Regions from separate parts of the Homo sapiens genome. Here region 1 is linked to region 2. The links are chromatin loops, found by intact Hi-C in ENCODE. Cell type or tissue: tibial artery. All regions are shown on one strand. Each heading gives the region's core, and the rest is flanking DNA. Links, peaks and the distances in the headings are about the cores only.

Region 1 (4,390 bases), core at 279-4,278, 1.3 Mb before region 2:
CGCCTCCCGCCAGAGCATTACCGTGTGAGCTCCGCCTCCCGTCAGAGCATTACCGTGTGAGCTCCGCCTCCCGCCAGAGCATTACCGTGTGAGCTCCGCCTCCCGACAGAGCATTACCGTGTGAGCTCCGCCTCCCGCCAGAGCATTACCGTGTGAGCTCCGCCTCCCGTCACAGCATTACCGTGTGAGCTCCGCCTCCCGTCACAGCATTACCGTGTGAGCTCCGCCTCCCGTCACAGCATTACCGTGTGAGCTCCGCCTCCCGTCACAGCATTACCGTGTGAGCTCCGCCTCCCGTCACAGCATTACCGTGTGAGCTCCGCCTCCCGTCAGAGCATTACCGTGTGAGCTCCGCCTCCCGTCAGAGCATTACCGTGTGAGCTCCGCCTCCCGCCAGAGCATTACCGTGTGAGCTCCGCCTCCCGACAGAGCATTACCGTGTGAGCTCCGCCTCCCGTCACAGCATTACCGTGTGAGCTCCGCCTCCCGACAGAGCATTACCGTGTGAGCTCCGCCTCCTGCCAGAGCATTACCGTGTGAGCTCCGCCTCCCGCCAGAGCATTACCGTGTGAGCTCCGCCTCCCGTCCGAGCATTACCGTGTGAGCTCCGCCTCCCGCCAGAGCATTACCGTGTGAGCTCCGCCCCCCGCCACAGCATTACCGTGTGAGCTCCGCCTCCCGTCCGAGCATTACCGTGTGAGCTCCGCCTCCCGTCAGAGCATTACCGTGTGAGCTCCGCCTCCCGCCAGAGCATTACCGTGTGAGCTCCGCCTCCCGTCCGAGCATTACCGTGTGAGCTCCGCCTCCCGTCACAGCATTACCGTGTGAGCTCCGCCTCCCGTCACAGCATTACCGTGTGAGCTCCGCCTCCCGTCACAGCATTACCGTGTGAGCTCCGCCTCCCGTCAGAGCATTACCGTGTGAGCTCCGCCTCCCGTCACAGCATTACCGTGTGAGCTCCGCCTCCCGTCACAGCATTACCGTGTGAGCTCCGCCTCCCCGCAGAGCATTACCGTGTGAGCTCCGCCTCCCGGCAGAGCATTACCGTGTGAGCTCCGCCTCCCGGCAGAGCATTACCGTGTGAGCTCCGCCTCCCGGCAGAGCATTACCGTGTGAGCTCCGCCTCCCGTCAGAGCATTACCGTGTGAGCTCCGCCTCCCGGCAGAGCATTACCGTGTGAGCTCCGCCTCCCGCCAGAGCATTACCGTGTGAGCTCCGCCTCCCGTCACAGCATTACCGTGTGAGCTCCGCCTCCCGTCAGAGCATTACCGTGTGAGCTCCGCCTCCCGCCAGAGCATTACCGTGTGAGCTCCGCCTCCCGTCACAGCATTACCGTGTGAGCTCCGCCTCCCCACAGAGCATTACCGTGTGAGCTCCGCCTCCCGTCACAGCATTACCGTGTGAGCTCCGCCTCCCGGCAGAGCATTACCGTGTGAGCTCCGCCTCCCGGCAGAGCATTACCGTGTGAGCTCCGCCCCCCGCCAGAGCATTACCGTGTGAGCTCCGCCCCCCGACAGAGCATTACCGTGTGAGCTCCGCCCTCCCGTCAGAGCATTACCGTGTGAGCTCCGCCTCCCGTCAGAGCATTACCGTGTGAGCTCCGCCTCCCGTCACAGCATTACCGTGTGAGCTCCGCCTCCCGTCACAGCATTACCGTGTGAGCTCCGCCTCCCGTCACAGCATTACCGTGTGAGCTCCGCCTCCCGTCACAGCATTACCGTGTGAGCTCCGCCTCCCGTCACAGCATTACCGTGTGAGCTCCGCCTCCCGTCACAGCATTACCGTGTGAGCTCCGCCTCCCGTCACAGCATTACCGTGTGAGCTCCGCCTCCCGGCAGAGCATTACCGTGTGAGCTCCGCCTCCCGTCAGAGCATTACCGTGTGAGCTCCGCCTCCCGCCAGAGCATTACCGTGTGAGCTCCGCCTCCCGACAGAGCATTACCGTGTGAGCTCCGCCTCCCGTCACAGCATTACCGTGTGAGCTCCGCCTCCCGACAGAGCATTACCGTGTGAGCTCCGCCTCCCGTCAGAGCATTACCGTGTGAGCTCCGCCTCCCGGCAGAGCATTACCGTGTGAGCTCCGCCTCCTGTCCAAGCATTACTGTGTGAGATCCGCCCCCTGTCATATCATTACTGGGCGAGCTCCGCCTCCTGCCAGATCAGTGGTGGCATTAGATTCTCATAGGAGTGGAACCCTGTTGTGAACTGCACATGCGAAGGATCTAGGTTATGCGCCGCTTATGAAAATCTAATGCTGATGATCTGAGATGGAACCGTTTCATCTCCAAACCATCCCCACCATCCCCACACTTGTCCGTGGAAAAAGTGTCTTCCATGAAACCAGTCCCTGGTGCCAACAAGGTTAGGGACCACCAGTTTAAATAACCAAATACTAAAAGAACTGGCATAGAAGTAAATGGGCTGCTGCTTTATTTTTAGGCTGTTCTTTTTAGAGAACAATGACAATTATTTCCAAGTTTGTCATTAGAAAGTAATATTAGGTTGGTGCAAAAGTAATTGCAGTTTTTGCCATTACTTTCAATGGTAAAAGCCACGATTACTTTTGCACCAACTTAATATGATAAATTTGTTCCTTAAAGTGTATTTTTGGTAAGAAAAACCTTTTGTTTTTCCTTATATTAATTTTTTGTTTTTTTTCTTGGTAGAGACAGAGTCTTGCCATGCTGCCCAGGCTGGAGTGCAGTGCTGTGATCTCGGCTCACTGCAACCTCCACCTCCGGGGCTCCAGCAATCCTCCCACCTCAGCCTCCCAAGGAGCTGAGACTACAGGTGTGAGCCACCATGCCTGGCTAATTTTTATATTTTTTACAGAGACAGGGTTTCACCATCTTGCCCAGGCTGGTCTCAAACTCCTGGGCTCAAGCAGTCCTCCTGCCTCAGCCTCCCAGAGTATTGGGATTATAGGTGTGAGCCACTGCCAGAAAAACTTTTCCTAAGACAAGGCAGGTTTTACATTATATTTAGATTTTTTTTTTAATGATGTCTTTTTTGGCAGTGCACAGCCAGAGAACAACACATCACACACAGGAAACAGTTGTGCTCATGTGATGGGGGCCTCAGCACTAGGAAGGAGCGGACTATTGGTGCACGCAGCAGCTTGAATAAATCTGAAAGTCACTATGCTGTGTAAGAGAAGCCAAATTTTAAAAGTGCATACTGTGTACAGAGGGTGTCGAGAATGCCTCCTACGTGACGGAAAGCAGATCCGTGGTTCCCTGCAGACTGGCAGGAGCAGATTCCAAAGGCACAGGAAGAAGCTTGTGGGTAGAGTGTGTTCATTATCTTCTGTGCATTACACCATAAAAAAGCTGGTCATAAAAATGCGAACCAAAAACAAAGGTGAAACTAGGATAAAATTTCTCACCTGTGTGATTGGTAAATGTGCAGGTTTGACATCATGCTTTGTTTATGAAGCTGTGGGATACAAGGACTCTCATACGTCACTGTGGAATGCAGAACATTGCAACCTCATGGAAGAGGATTTGGCAGCATCTAACAAAAGTATGTGGCATTTGCCCTTTGACTCAGCAATTCTAGACTGCCTCAAAAAAAACTCTGGCAAAAAAATGAAAGGACTTTACTCACAGAGTTCTTTTCACGCCTAAATATGTTTGCAACCAAGTTCTTCACTGTGGCATTTGTAAAACTGGAAACAATCAAAATGTCCATCAGTAGGGGATTAGGAACATTAATTCGTACAGTGGGGAACTCAGTACCAGAAGGAGGGATGAGGAAGACCTATTGATAAGGGGCAGAGTACATATCATATAATGCAAATATATATTTGCTTTTTCTTAAAACAGTACAAAGATAAAAAACTAAAGTGGTTGCTGTGGAGGACAGGGGTCAATGGTGGAAGTGAGACTGAAATAGACTCTGAAGTAATATCTGGACTTTGAAATTATAAGTGTTTTACATATTACCAAACTAAGTTTTAAGATAGTCCCTAAAATTGAAAGAATAGTATCTGAAATGAATGAATCTAAATTCCTTGGATTGTCTTCTGCAGGTGCCAACCCTGAGACCAAAATTTGGAAGGTGGCCCTGAGCAGCAGCTGAAGGGAAGCGGGAGGTAAGACAGGAAAGAGGTGAGGGCACAGGGTGTCTGGGAGCCGGATCCCACGTGGGCAGCTGGGCCCGTGCTCATTGTGGGAGCTGGTGCATTCCTTCACCAGCCCACGCTCCACAGGGTCAGGATGGTCAATTCCGGGCACCCCGGCCTAATCCAGGACATGCTCCTGCCACCAGAGAAAGCCCCTAGGCAGCATCCCGGGTGCTGGTGGTGTCAGAATCAAGTTTGAGTCTGAGGAGTGACCTGGGGCTGGCTGGGCTAGGCAGCATCACAGGGTTCTGCAGCCCAACTGCACAT
Region 2 (4,390 bases), core at 133-4,132:
GGATTTCCAGGCTTTGCTTTGCACCTTGCCTCCCTCTGGCCCTCTTGCTCCTGGCCTGGCTCCGGCTGCCCCTCCATGCAGCGCCGCCCTCTGTGCAAGGCTCTGAGTGGGGCTGCCTGGAAGAGGAGCCCAAGGCCTCCTCACCCCTCCTGGAGCCGGTAGCTGGGGGTCCCACCCAACATCGCCCTGTGGCATCTGCCCAAACGCCCCATGGGCATCCTGCCTCCCTGCACCTGGTGAAAGTTCTGTGGGAGGCGCTCTCCATTCCTGCCAGGTCTTTATCATACCATGCTCTGGGCAATGTTTTTGTTAAATAAGATAACATGAGCCCTCTCCAAGTTACCTGTCCTGCAGGGTGCAGGGTGGCGACTCATGCCCAGGCGAGTGACCTTCACCAGCCTGTCCTGGATTAGCCGGTGACTATGCAAGACATCCGATTGTGCAGCTTAGAGCCAGAGCTGCTGTGCAGGGTGCTGCCCCCGAGCCATCCCAGCGCATCCTGGCGTGGAGCAGGGTCACGGCTGGATTAAGGGGAAGGTGAAGTGGGGTCAGTGCCCTGCCCCCTGGACACACAGCAGGGGGCTGCTCCTGGGCATGGCCTTGGGACGTGAGGTGCAACTGGCTACGCACACTGGCCAGGGGAGGACCCCTCTTCGCCTCCACACTGCACGCCCCTTCCCTGGTTTTCCTGCTTTTGCTTCCTGACCTGTGTCCGCCAGCACACACCCATCAGCTGGAGGGCAGAGGAGCCCTCTCCCCAGTAAGGACTCACCCAGGCCGAGGAGCCCAGGTGGACAGCAAGGTTGCCATGAGCAGGGACCGTCCTGAGTCCAGTCCAGTCCCCCCTAGGGGCATGTCAGCCTGGTGGGCAGAGCTCTGTGCCCTTGAGGCCCACCAGGTTTGGAGGCTGGACAGGTGAAGACACCCCGGTGCCATGTGGCTGAGTGGACGTGGCAGGCAGAGCGAGGACAGAGGGAGGGGCACGTGCTAGTGCCAGAAGGAGGCTGCCCACGGCCAAGTGGCCGACACTGGTCTTCCCAGCCAGCATGGAGAGTGCCAGAGGCATCGGGTGGCCCCTGGGGAACGCAACTGGCCAGACAACGGGCTGAAGCCAGGGAAGGCCTGGGCGCCTGCCAGACCACCCTGGCACTTCCTGTCACTGTGGCCTCCACTGCTGCATACTGGGCCCCCAGGGTGCCACGACCATGGCCATGGCCAGCCCCGGAGGATGGCCAGGGGCGGCCCACACTGTGGGCTCATGTCCCCTGTCCTGGAGGCAGCAACCGTGTGCCGGGACCCACCTCAGGGGAGGCTGTCGGGGGCAGGGGGGTAGGGCTTTAGATGCAGGTCGAGGGACCCACCTGGCCTCCAGACACACACTTTGGGGAATTCCTCTCACTCACTGGCTTGTGTGGCTGGGCAGTCTTGTCTGTGTCTTGCCATGTGGGACGGGACCAAGAACCCTGGGCACCAACTCACCGTCAGCCAGCCACCTCCCCGTAGCTGGCGGTGCAAACCTGACTGGAAGGCACCAGCTGTTGTGATGCCCAGAGCCGGGCTCAGGAGGCCTCTCCACCTTTCTCTCAGGCTCCCTGTGCAGTGCAGCCTGACTCTGAAGGGGGCTGCAGGCATGGCTTTCCCAGCACCCACAGCCCAGCTCATTTTCCCTGCCTGGGTGATGCAGGGTGTGTGTGGCTCTGTCTTTTTCTGAAGCTTTGGTGCTGGCTGATTCAGCTCATCATAAAAGGCTTGAAACACTGGTTTGGGAGAGTGCCTGTGGACCTCCCCTCGGACTAAAATAGCAACTTGGGGGTTTAGCCCTGTCCCATCAATCCCCAGGCCTACATGTTCTCCTTTCTTCCAGTGGGGGTCTAGGGGATTAGAGATTATTAGTTCTAGTGGGTTACAGTGACCGGCAGCACAGGAGAGATTGGCTTCCCCTTTTTGAAGGTGAACTGGGTCTTTTTTGTCCTTTTTTTAAGTAGCCTAAATAACACATGGCCAATAGGCACAATTTTCACAGATCCTTGACTTATGACAAACATATTTATTTTTTACTGTGTAGCTCTTTTCCTAGTTAAGAGAACTCCATTTTAATTCTAGCTTGTTACCATTAATGGCTGCACAAGCATCAAATTTTAAAGTTACTTGTTTGGGAATTTCTTTTTCTTCTCTTCTAGTTATTATTTTACTTGTATCGCCAAGGAAAGGACCAGTTTTTTATTTTAAAAACGGTGGTCGCAGGGGGCTTGGATGGGTTATAACACCCATCAGATTGGTCATTTCCTGGGCTACGTACCTTGTACTGTGACATTATACAAACAAGTTCCTTTTGATGTTCCTGTACATTTATAATAACTATAGAATGAAGGGGACCAGCCCCTCCACACCTGTGGGTATTTCTCATCAGGCGGGATGAGAGACTGAGAAAAGAAATAAGACACAGAGACAAAGTATAGAGAAAGAAAAGTGGGCCCAGGGGACTGGCGCTCAGCATACAGAGGACCCGCACTGGCACCGGTCTCTGAGTTCCCTCAGTATTTATTGATTACTATTTTCACTATCTCAGCAAGAGGAATGTGGCAGGAGAACAGGGTGACAGTGGGGAGAAGGTCAGCAAGAAAACATGTGAGCAAAGGAATCTGTGTCACAAGTAAGTTCAAGGGAAGGTACTATGTCTAGATGTGCACGTAGGCCAGATTTATGCTTCTCTCCACCCAAACATTTCAGTGGAGTAAAGAGTAACAGCAGCATTGCGGCCAACATGTCTCGCCTCCCACCACAGGGTGGTTTTTCTCCTATCTCAGAATTGAACAAATGTACGATCAGTTTTATACTGAGACATTCCGTTCCCAGGGGAAGGCAGGAGACAGAGGCCTTCCTCTTTTACTAATCCTACTCAGCACAGATCCTTCACGGGTGTCGGGCTGGTGGATGGTCAGGTCTTTCCCATCCCACAAGGCCATATCTCAGTGGGGAGAAACCTTGGATGGTACCCGGCTTTCCTGGGCAGAGGTCCCTGCGGCTTTCCGCAGTGCATTGTGCCCCTGGTTTATCGAGAATGGAGAATGGCGATAACTTTTACCAAGCGTACTGCCTGTAAGCATTTTCTTAACAAGGCACGTCCTGCACAGCCCTAGATCCCTGAAACCTTGATTCCATACAACACAGGTTTCTGTGAGCTCAAGGCTGGGGCTAAAGTTACAGATTAACAGCATCTCAGGGCAAAACAATCGCTCGGGGTACAGATCAAAATGGAGTTTCTTACGTCCTCCTTTTCTACACAGACACAGTACCAGCCTGATCTCTCTTTTCCCCACATTTACAAACGCCACAGTGAAGAACTTTGTTGCAAACACATGCAGGCTGTGAAAAGAACTCTGTGCCTAAAGTCCTTTCATTTCTTTGCTGGAGTTTTTTTGAGGCAGATTCTAGAATTGCTGAGTCAAAGGGCAAATGCCATGTAGTTTTGTTAGACGCTGCCAAATCCTCTTCCATGAGGCTGCAATATTCTGCATTCCACAGTGACGTATGAGAGTCCTTGTATCCCACAGCTTCATAAACAAAGCATGACGGCACATCTGCACGTTTACCAATCACACAGGTGAGAAATCTTATCCTAGTTTCACCTTTGTTTTTGGTTTGCATTTTTGTGACCAGCTTTTTTATGGTATAATGCACAGAAGGTAATGAACACATTCTACCCACAAGCTTCTTCCTGTGCCTTTGGAATCTGCTCCTGCCAGTCTGCAGGCAACCACGGATCTGCTTTCCGTCACGTAGGAGGCATTCTTGACACCCTCTGTACACAGCATGCACTTTTTAAATTTGGCTTCTCTTACACAGCATAGTGACTTTCAGATTTATTCAAGCTGCTGCGTGTGCCAATAGTCCACTCCTTCCTAGTGCTGAGGCCCCCATCACATGAGCACAACTGTTTCCTGTGTGTGATGTGTTGTTCTCTGGCTGTGCACTGCCAAAAAAGACATCATTAAAAAAAATCTAAATATAATGTAAAACCTGCCTTGTCTTAGGAAAAGTTTTTCTGGCAGTGGCTCACACCTATAATCCCAATACTCTGGGAGGCTGAGGCAGGAGGACTGCTTGAGCCCAGGAGTTTGAGACCAGCCTGGGCAAGATGGTGAAACCCTGTCTCTGTAAAAAATATAAAAATTAGCCAGGCATGGTGGCTCACACCTGTAGTCTCAGCTCCTTGGGAGGCTGAGGTGGGAGGATTGCTGGAGCCCGGGAGGTGGAGGTTGCAGTGAGCCGAGATCACAGCACTGCACTCCAGCCTGGCCGGCATGGCAAGACTCTGTCTCTACCAAGACAAAAACAAAAAATTAATAGAAGAAAAGCAAAGATTTTTCTTACCAAAAATACACTTTAA

Evidence for each region. A loop is a pair of places that touch in the nucleus more often than their neighbours do. Peaks named below come from ENCODE experiments on the same cell type or tissue, not always from the same donor. Only the 100,000 strongest peaks of a DNase experiment are listed, where the experiment ranks them.
Region 1: a loop joins it to region 2, with 38 times the contacts of the local background. A loop is called at or near these places in 3 of 110 quality-filtered maps.

Annotation. Positions count from the first base shown.
Region 1 is chr5:260,293-264,682 of GRCh38, forward strand. It overlaps a transcript of SDHA not described here. Among named protein-coding and RNA genes, the nearest start is that of PDCD6-DT, 9.0 kb to the right of the region's middle. In tibial artery, for the core only: no CTCF peak of the experiment used is centred there; no DNase peak of the experiment used is centred there; H3K27ac peaks cover 2,038 bases.
Region 2 is chr5:1,565,026-1,569,415 of GRCh38, forward strand. No RefSeq gene overlaps it. Among named protein-coding and RNA genes, the nearest start is that of LPCAT1, 43 kb to the left of the region's middle. RefSeq lists an enhancer at 684-1,665. In tibial artery, for the core only: no CTCF peak of the experiment used is centred there; no DNase peak of the experiment used is centred there; H3K4me3 peaks cover 413 bases; H3K27ac peaks cover 3,890 bases.